Linked DNA regions of Mus musculus: region 1 is linked to region 2. The links are chromatin loops, found by intact Hi-C in ENCODE. Cell type or tissue: left cerebral cortex. All regions are shown on one strand.

Evidence for each region. Peaks named below come from ENCODE experiments on the same cell type or tissue, not always from the same donor. Only the 100,000 strongest peaks of a DNase experiment are listed, where the experiment ranks them.
Region 1: a loop joins it to region 2, with 4 times the contacts of the local background. A loop is called at or near these places in 4 of 42 quality-filtered maps.

The regions. Positions count from the first base shown.
Region 1 is chr7:138,251,293-138,255,292 of GRCm38, reverse strand. All of the region lies in intron 7 of Tcerg1l (transcription elongation regulator 1-like), which reads left to right. Among named protein-coding and RNA genes, the nearest start is that of Gm51503, 29 kb to the right of the region's middle. In left cerebral cortex, no CTCF peak of the experiment used is centred here; a DNase peak (open chromatin) is centred at 1,819.
Region 2 is chr7:137,600,846-137,604,845 of GRCm38, reverse strand. No RefSeq gene overlaps it. Among named protein-coding and RNA genes, the nearest start is that of Gm51411, 51 kb to the left of the region's middle. In left cerebral cortex, a CTCF peak has its summit at 1,596 (motif pointing left); DNase peaks (open chromatin) are centred at 1,594 and 3,412.

The DNA of each region.
Region 1 (4,000 bases), 650 kb before region 2:
TACTCATGATATAAACCAAGGGAGTGGGAGATTTCAGCATCAGTTTACTGGGCATGGCCCAAGTTCTTATCCTTTGTCATTCAGCATGTAAGAAGGGAATCCACCCATGGCTCCAGCTGCACATGTGGCAGAGGATGGCCTAGTCAGCCATCAGTGGAAAGAGAGGCCCTTGGTCCTATGAAGGCTCTATGCACCAGTATAGGGGAATGCCAGGGCCAGGAAGCAGAAGTGGGTGGGTTGGTGAGCAGGTGGAGGGGGGAGGAGGGTAGGGGGTCTTCGGAGGGGAAAGCAGGAAAGGAGATAACATTTGAAATGTAAATAAAGAAAATATTTAATTTTTTTTTTTTTTTTAAAGAAGGGAATCCACCTTTTCATTCACCTGGCCTTGCAGAGGGATTCAGGAGAAGATCTAAATTACCCGCTAATTACCTTGTAATGCATCCAGATGTTTTATGGCTCTGTAGTTTTGCTGTTGAAGTAACTGTGAAATGAGAAGCACAGGCTTCACTAGAACCCATTGCTACATTCTAGGGTAAAGTCCTCCCATCAGAGGCACTCACTATCGTGTCTCCATCAGACTGCCCATCAAGCCTAGCAGAGGTGCAATCCTTTCTGTGATAATCAGCAGCGGCAGTGTCTACTCTTCCTGGGAGTGGTAGGAACCTCTTTGCCATCTGGCTAATGGACTGGCAGCCCACCTGCTCTGTCCACAGAATGCATTCTGGTCCTGCACTGGGAGGTCCTTTCCACTGGGAGGTCTAGTACAATGCAGCATTCAATATCAAAATGCATTAAAAACCTGGCCACTGAGCCCTTCGTGAGGTAGAGAAAAGGATGGAAGAGCCAGGCAGTGGTCGCTCAACCCTCTCTCCTGCTGTTCTCTCTCCCCTCAATGGCAGAAGAGAACATGAGGCCTGCGGATGGGACAGAGGCAGCAGGCATCCTCTTGGCAGAGGCTAGAGAGATACATGCATCAAGGGGCTCCCTTATCTGTTTCTGGAAAATCAAACAGCCCTGCAGGGTGGTGCCACAGGTTTTGAGCACGAGTTGCTGTTGTCAATGTAACAAGCTACCAAAAGCTATCTTATAACAGAACAAAATACCGGGTTTAAGTAGAGCAGAAGTCCAATGTGAGTATCCCGGGTGCTGACAAGGCATGTCCTTTCCAAGGCTCAGTCCTCCTCTTTTCCAACTTCGGTGGCCCTCTGACTTCCTTGTACATTGTGTCTTCCTCCATCTTCAAAGCACATGGGAGGCATCTCCAGTCTTTCAACATCCCCCCTCCCTTCTTCTTTCGGCACTTTTCATTATCCAGGGCCACATGGTTGCTACAGAACAATCCCCCATCACTAGGTGAACTGCAAGGAAACTGGGAGTCTCCTCTCTGAGCGATCCTAAGTGTTTCCCAGTCTTCAGATGAGGTTGGCGACATCGCTGAGAGGTTGGCTACATCTCTGCTTCCATGATCTCTGTACCTACTTTTCAGAGGAAGGGACCACAGAGCAGGGGATCTTACTCAGTTCACAGGTCTAACGGATATGGGATTAGGACTTAAAAGCTGGTGGGTCTGACCTGAGGCTGAAGAAAAGCTACCTGATCGGGCCGCACAGGAGAGAGAATTCGGGTACAGGTAGCCTTGGCTAACAATATCTTGTTCCCTACCTGGTAATAAAGACAAGCAAGAGCTCACTCAGCTTCAATTGCTGTGCAAATATTTTAGTCATTTATATTCAGGACAAATGTGGATTCACAGTGACATGCATTTCACTAAGTAGGATAAAAATCATCCTGAGGGTAAACACAGCTGCAGCTGGTGAAGGGGCTACTTCCTAGGCATTGTGTGGCCAAGACAGTGTGTACTGGGACTCCACATCACAAAGGGACCAGGTGGCCACTGAAAGGCACATGCTGGAACCCTCCCCAAATAACAAGGATGTGTTTCATTAGCCCAAGAAGAATCGGGTAGATGTGGGAGACGTTATGCTTAGCTGTGTCTGAGGGCCTGATGCTTACACATGAGCTGAGCCTGGTGTACCTTCCAATCATCCAGGCCTCTGCCCGATAGTTTTACAACAAAGGCAACAGGACCTTGTTTTCTAAGGTCAGTTCCAATGGCTATATTGGTCAATCTACATGACACCACCTAAGCATGGGGAGAAAGCCATGGTCTCTTGGGGGAGTCCCACATGGACTTTAGCAGGTGACAGAGGACAGAAGAATGTAGGTAGAGCTTGATAGGAGTCACTAGCTATGAAAGGAACAAGTCAAGTCAGGAGGACCTGACCCCAGAGTGGGTGGCCTTAGGATGCTGTCATAGCACTTTCGTCACAGCTGCATTTGGCCTCCATCCATCAGGAAAGGCTAATGTGCAGCTGAGGGGTAAGCCAGTGTTAGCCCTCTTCCTCAATACAAGAAGGAAGCTGTGTGACCTTCTGTTGTTCCCTTCAGCCCCTGCCCATTATATGGAACTGTACAACCCTCATTAGCATGCTTTCCCAAAGCCAAACTTCTACCCATTTCTCACTTAGCATAAGAGAGAAGGAGGGAAGACGGGAACTTAGTTCTTCTCTAAACCATTAAGTTTTTAAAAGTTGGAGCTAATCAAGCCCAGGTTTGACACTTGGTACTGCCTCAAATACTGAGAACAGGCCAATCAGGAAGCTGTGTGTCTTCTAAGGCTGTAGAATCCGAGCATAATGAAGATCCAGGTCAGGGGCTTTGGTCTACCCTAAGATAAAGCTGATGGCATTGACCTCACCAATGGGGTACAAGCATATGGTATGTTGTAGGCCCTGAAGTAAGAGGAGCGGACCAATTTGCAAGACCAGCCACCCATTTCTGGGCTAAGAAGAGGAAGCCTAGAAGGTTCAGTGTGGTGATATAGGATATAGGGATAGCACACACTTACTGAAACCTTTGGCAATGATCTTGGAGCTGTGTCTTCAAAGATCTTTCAAGAATGCTGAGTTTCCTCCACAAGTTCCAGCAGGGAACGTAGGTCAACCAAACAAAGCATTCCGTAGAATCCGTCTCCTGGGTGAGCAGGCTTCAGTCTCAGTCCCCACTCAGCCCATGCTCTTTCTTAGCATGAGCTTCTTTGCCATTGCGTTGAGCCCATAATTCAAATGTGCCCTAGGAGTACGGAGAAGACAGTGCCAGTACCTGTGGGTGTCTGACTGGACCTGCAGAGGACGTGCAGATGGAGCTGCTGTGCAGTGGACTTAGTATGACTGTGTCCTCCGTGGCTTTGTCTATGCTGAAAGCTAGTTTTCCACTCTGCTGGTAGTCATCTAATTCCATGATGGCCTCTGTTACTAAAGAACCCTGACTTTTCCTGGAGAGCCATAAAGAAAATGTACTTGTATCAGATAAGGTGCCGTCAGACAAAAGAAGACTGTCCAAGCCAGCTTGTGAGGCAATGCATTTACTGTGGTTGGTTAACTTACATGGTTAACTCAAAAGGCAACCAGACCAGCAGCCAGTCCTCTGGGCCACTTAAGGGCAGGTACACTGATGAAAGTCCTACTCCAGTTAATTGTTTATCTCTTATTTGATCTCATAAAGGAATGACCCCATGAAGATCTTATAAAGGTCTGCTGAGGGTCCCATGAGCCTTATAAGGCTTTCCCTCCACAGGAGAATTTGAATAGACTGAGGCTGGCTCATGAGCATGCTCACAGCTACTCTGCTTCATGATAGTGGTGGGAGTGGCCAGTGTGTAGGAAACTACTCCCTTCTAACTCTTTAATTTTTTCTACACCGTCTTTTATCATGTTCCTTGATATCCCTGAAGCCTTGGAGAGGGATTACACACACACACACACACACACACACACACACACACACACAGAAAGAGAGACAGAGGCAGAGACACAGACACAGACACAGACACAGACACACACACACACACACACACACACACACACACACACACGTGTGCGCGCGCGCACACACACACACAGAGAGAGAGAGAGAGAGAGAGAGAGAGAAAATGAAACCT
Region 2 (4,000 bases):
GGACCAGAGGGTCTCGGGGATATACACAGGATGGCACTAGGACTCAGAAAACCCTAAACAAATCATGCATACTGGACCTATATATGGCACCTACGTTCTGCCCCTTGGCCAGTACCTTTCTCCTCTCAACCTCAGGATCACCTCCAAACCAGAGATTACCTCCGTACCAGCCCATCAGTGCAAGCTCTTCCTTATAGCCTTCAGCCAACAGACTGTGTGGAGCTTTGCCTACTCTCTGCATTCCCTTCCAGGATGTCCTTGTTCCTCTGTGTGCTCCCAGCCCCAGCCCAAATGCACACACAGTCTGAACACTCAAGGACTATTAACTTAAACTGAATCTAGGATCTGTAGCCATTAAACCTAAAAGCCAGAGTGCTGTATTCCAGGGGTCCCCAAAGCCAGGCCCTGGGCTGCGTGGATCCTCTTCAGCATCTGTGTGCAGGCTCCTAACAGGAGCGGATGGCTACAGCTTGGCTGGTATCATTCAGTTACCCTCATCAGCCAAAGTGCTAAGTGTCATTTCCTAGTTCCACAAATGTGCTCAAAGTCTTCATTTGGAAAATTGAATTACGTTAAGAGATTCTGCTTCCACACAGCCAGAGATAGGAGTGGTACATATATATGTCAGCAACAAAATCAAATCGCATTCCCAAACGCCGGCTTGGGGAGTTTTAATGCTTTCTCCATAGTCTGCTTTCCTTCCAAAAAAATATTTCTCACACATTGGCTAAATATCATCTTAACTTCGAAGGTTTGGATTAAATGTATTGATTTTTGCAGAAATATATTCCAGGCATCATATTCCAAGACCCTCTTGTCATCATAGAAAAGAACGGAAATTTTAAAATACATTCTTTTATAAAAGAAAAATTATGTTTAGGCTAGATAAATCTTTTAACTGCAAAATATGCTCACAATGATATACCAGTCCATTGCAAAGTGCTGTAAAGTTTTTTTACTTTATTCCAAAGTTCTTGCTTTTATACAGTAAGTCAGTCCCATGACTGAGTTTCTGCCGGTACTTTGTACACTTCCAGGCGAGACTCTCGGGAGGCACATTCTGCTGTCTCTGTAACAGTCCAGACGTTCTTCTTTCTCACTGAAGCTTAAGCACCGGGGCTTTGGGCTGATCTTCCCAGGGTGTTGTCTTTATTGAGAGGCTATGTAAAGAACATGTGCTCTAATGGTTAATCTTGCTTGTCAGTTTGATAGGGTTTGGTCATTAACCTCTGAACATGTCTGCAAGAGATCTTCCAGATTGAGTTCATGTAAATAGGAAGAGCTACCCTAAATCTGAGTGACACCATTCTGAGCGCTGGGGTCTCTGGCTGAATAAAACAGAGTATTGCGACGGGCTGGAGAAATGGCTCAGTTGATAAGGGCACTTGCTGTTCCTCCAGAGGACCCGAGATAGGCGACAGTTTTAGGGAAAATAAGCCACACCTGTTCTCACACGGAGCCCTGCTTTGTGCCTGGTTGATGAGGATAAACTGGGGGCTAGGTGGATGCTTCAGCCTCCTGCTTTCCTGTGTGTCCAGCATCAAGCAGAGGTGGCAGGTCCCTGGAGGTGGTGTGTGCTGAAACTGTGTCTAGAGCGCCTCCTAGTGGGAACATGCAGCGTGATCGCTGACACACTGAGGATCTGGAGCCCGGCTTCCCTGAGCTCCAGAGCTGGATCAGCGCACCACTCCTAACCTAACCCTGAAGACTCAGAAGGGAAGGTGCCTGCTCTCCTCATAACTCAGGCTTTCTCGAAATTTGCATACTGTTTCTGAGGTCACATTTGTGAATTTAAAGAAAGGAAGAAAGGAAGAAGAGAAAGGAGGAGAGGAGAGGAGAGGAGAGGAGAGGAGAGGAGAGGAGAGGAGAGGAGAGGAGAGGAGAGGAGAGGAGAGGAGAGGAGAGGAGAGGAGAGGAGAGGAGAGGAGAGGAGTAAAGTTCTCCATAGCTTTTTAGTGTTTGTTCCGTTTCTGGTTTAGAAAAAACATATATATCGCTGAGGGTAAAACTCAGAGAGAGACGCAGCAAACAGCTCGCCACAGCCCAGTCCGCAAGGCGCTGTAGGAAAGTGCCAGAAGAATAAAGAGCCACAAGGCCAGGGCGTCCTCCTCCTGAAACCAGATCCAGTCCGATCCCAAGTTTGGCAGGAGCCAGTGGGGTGATTAGAAGGGAGAACGAACTGGGGACCTGTAACAGTTATTGATGTTGGAGAAAAAGGGCTACCCAGACCCAGCCGTGAGTATTGGAGGTAAAGAAGGATAATGCCAGCCCCTGAGACACCCTCCCAACAGTCACCATGCTGCGCACTTTCCCATCAAGGAACCATCCAACCTCTCTGTGACAGCAACGGCTCAAGGCGAGATGTGGAAATAAACAGCTCTCCATTGATAGTGGCCGCAAAGGAGATGCCCTGGGTCTAGCTCCTAGATGTATGAATGTGGGTGTGCTTAGAAAGAAGGGCCTTGCTCATCTAGCCACATTACAAAAGAACAGCCAGCCGGGCAGTAGTGGCACACGCCTTTAATCCCAGCGCTTGTGAGGTAGAAGCAGGCGGATTTCTGAGCTCGAGACCAGCCTGGTCTACAAAGTGACAGCCAGGGCTATACAGAGAAACCCTGGGCTGCAGAGAAACCTTGTCTTGAAAAAAACCAAAACAAACAAACAAACAAACAAAAGAACAGCCTGATTTAAGGTAGATGCTCTGCCCAGTGAATGGTGCCTTTATAAGACAAAGAATGCTAGGGCTGGCAAGATGCCTCAGTGGGTAAAAGCACTTGCCACAGACATCAGACCTGGAACTAGATCCCTAAAACCCATTTAAAAAAGCCAAATGTTGTGGTACACATCTATGACCTCAGTACTCCTAAGGCAATAAATGAGACAGAGGCAGGAGTACCATCCACAAGCTACAAACCAAGCTACCCTGGAGTATGCAATATGGCAGAAATTCCAACAAAGATGGACAGCCAAAGGTTGTTCTCTGACCTCTACATACTCCCACAATGCACATACATAGACACACACCGACTCACATACATACATACACACATGCATACATACACACATGTGCATACACACAAAAACAAATTTATAAACAAGAAAAACAAAATAAGGAGTGTAAGAGGAAGGAAAGGGCATTTTAGCAGATGGATATAATAGATGTATGAAGATAGAGGCAGACCAGAGAGGTTGAAATATAAGCCGAGGATTGTGGGTGGTAGCCAGAAGCTTCGAGAGCTGTGAAGCAGATTCTTCCCTAAACCCCAGAAGAAGCAGTCCTGCTGGCACCTTGACCTGGACTCTGCTGTGCAGAGCTGTGTGGCCGTGGGTCTCTGTGGTCTTACATCCCCTGGTCCTCGGCAATGTGTTGCAGTCACTCCAGGGAGCCTGGCAGGTTAAGAAGCAGAGCACTTGACAAGTGGAACTTTAACTAGACCCTGTCTTCCCGAGCAGGCTGTGTGGGAGCCTGTTGTCATGGAGAAGACAAGCAGGGCATTCCTGGACAGTGTGGTGATGGTTGACAGCTGGTGACCAGCCCTTTCATTTCTAGAAAGGCTAAGGAAGCTATTGGGGAACATCTGTCACATGAACAACTGTCACTGTACCTTGGTGGGTAACAGAAAGTACTGGGTAAGCTATCTGACTCCCTCTGCATCCTTCAGGGGAGGCACCTGCACTCCCTGGCCATCCCAGGAGCCTTCTTAAATCCTTCAGAACACCTTCCCAATACTCTTTCAGTCTTGAAGCAGCCCCAGCTGCTGCACAGAGGTGATTCCCAGGTGACATGTGCCAGTCTACTCTCATGGGAACCTAGCAACCTATGCTCATACCATCTAACCTGCAGCCTGATCTAGGTCAGCGATTAGCCCTGATTTGTCTCGAAGGGAAGGGTTGAACTCGGGGACTTGTGCATGCGACATGTATGCTCTCTCACTGACCTACATCCTTGTGTTCTGAGACACAGTTTTGCTATATAGAACCCAGCTTGTTCCATAGCCCA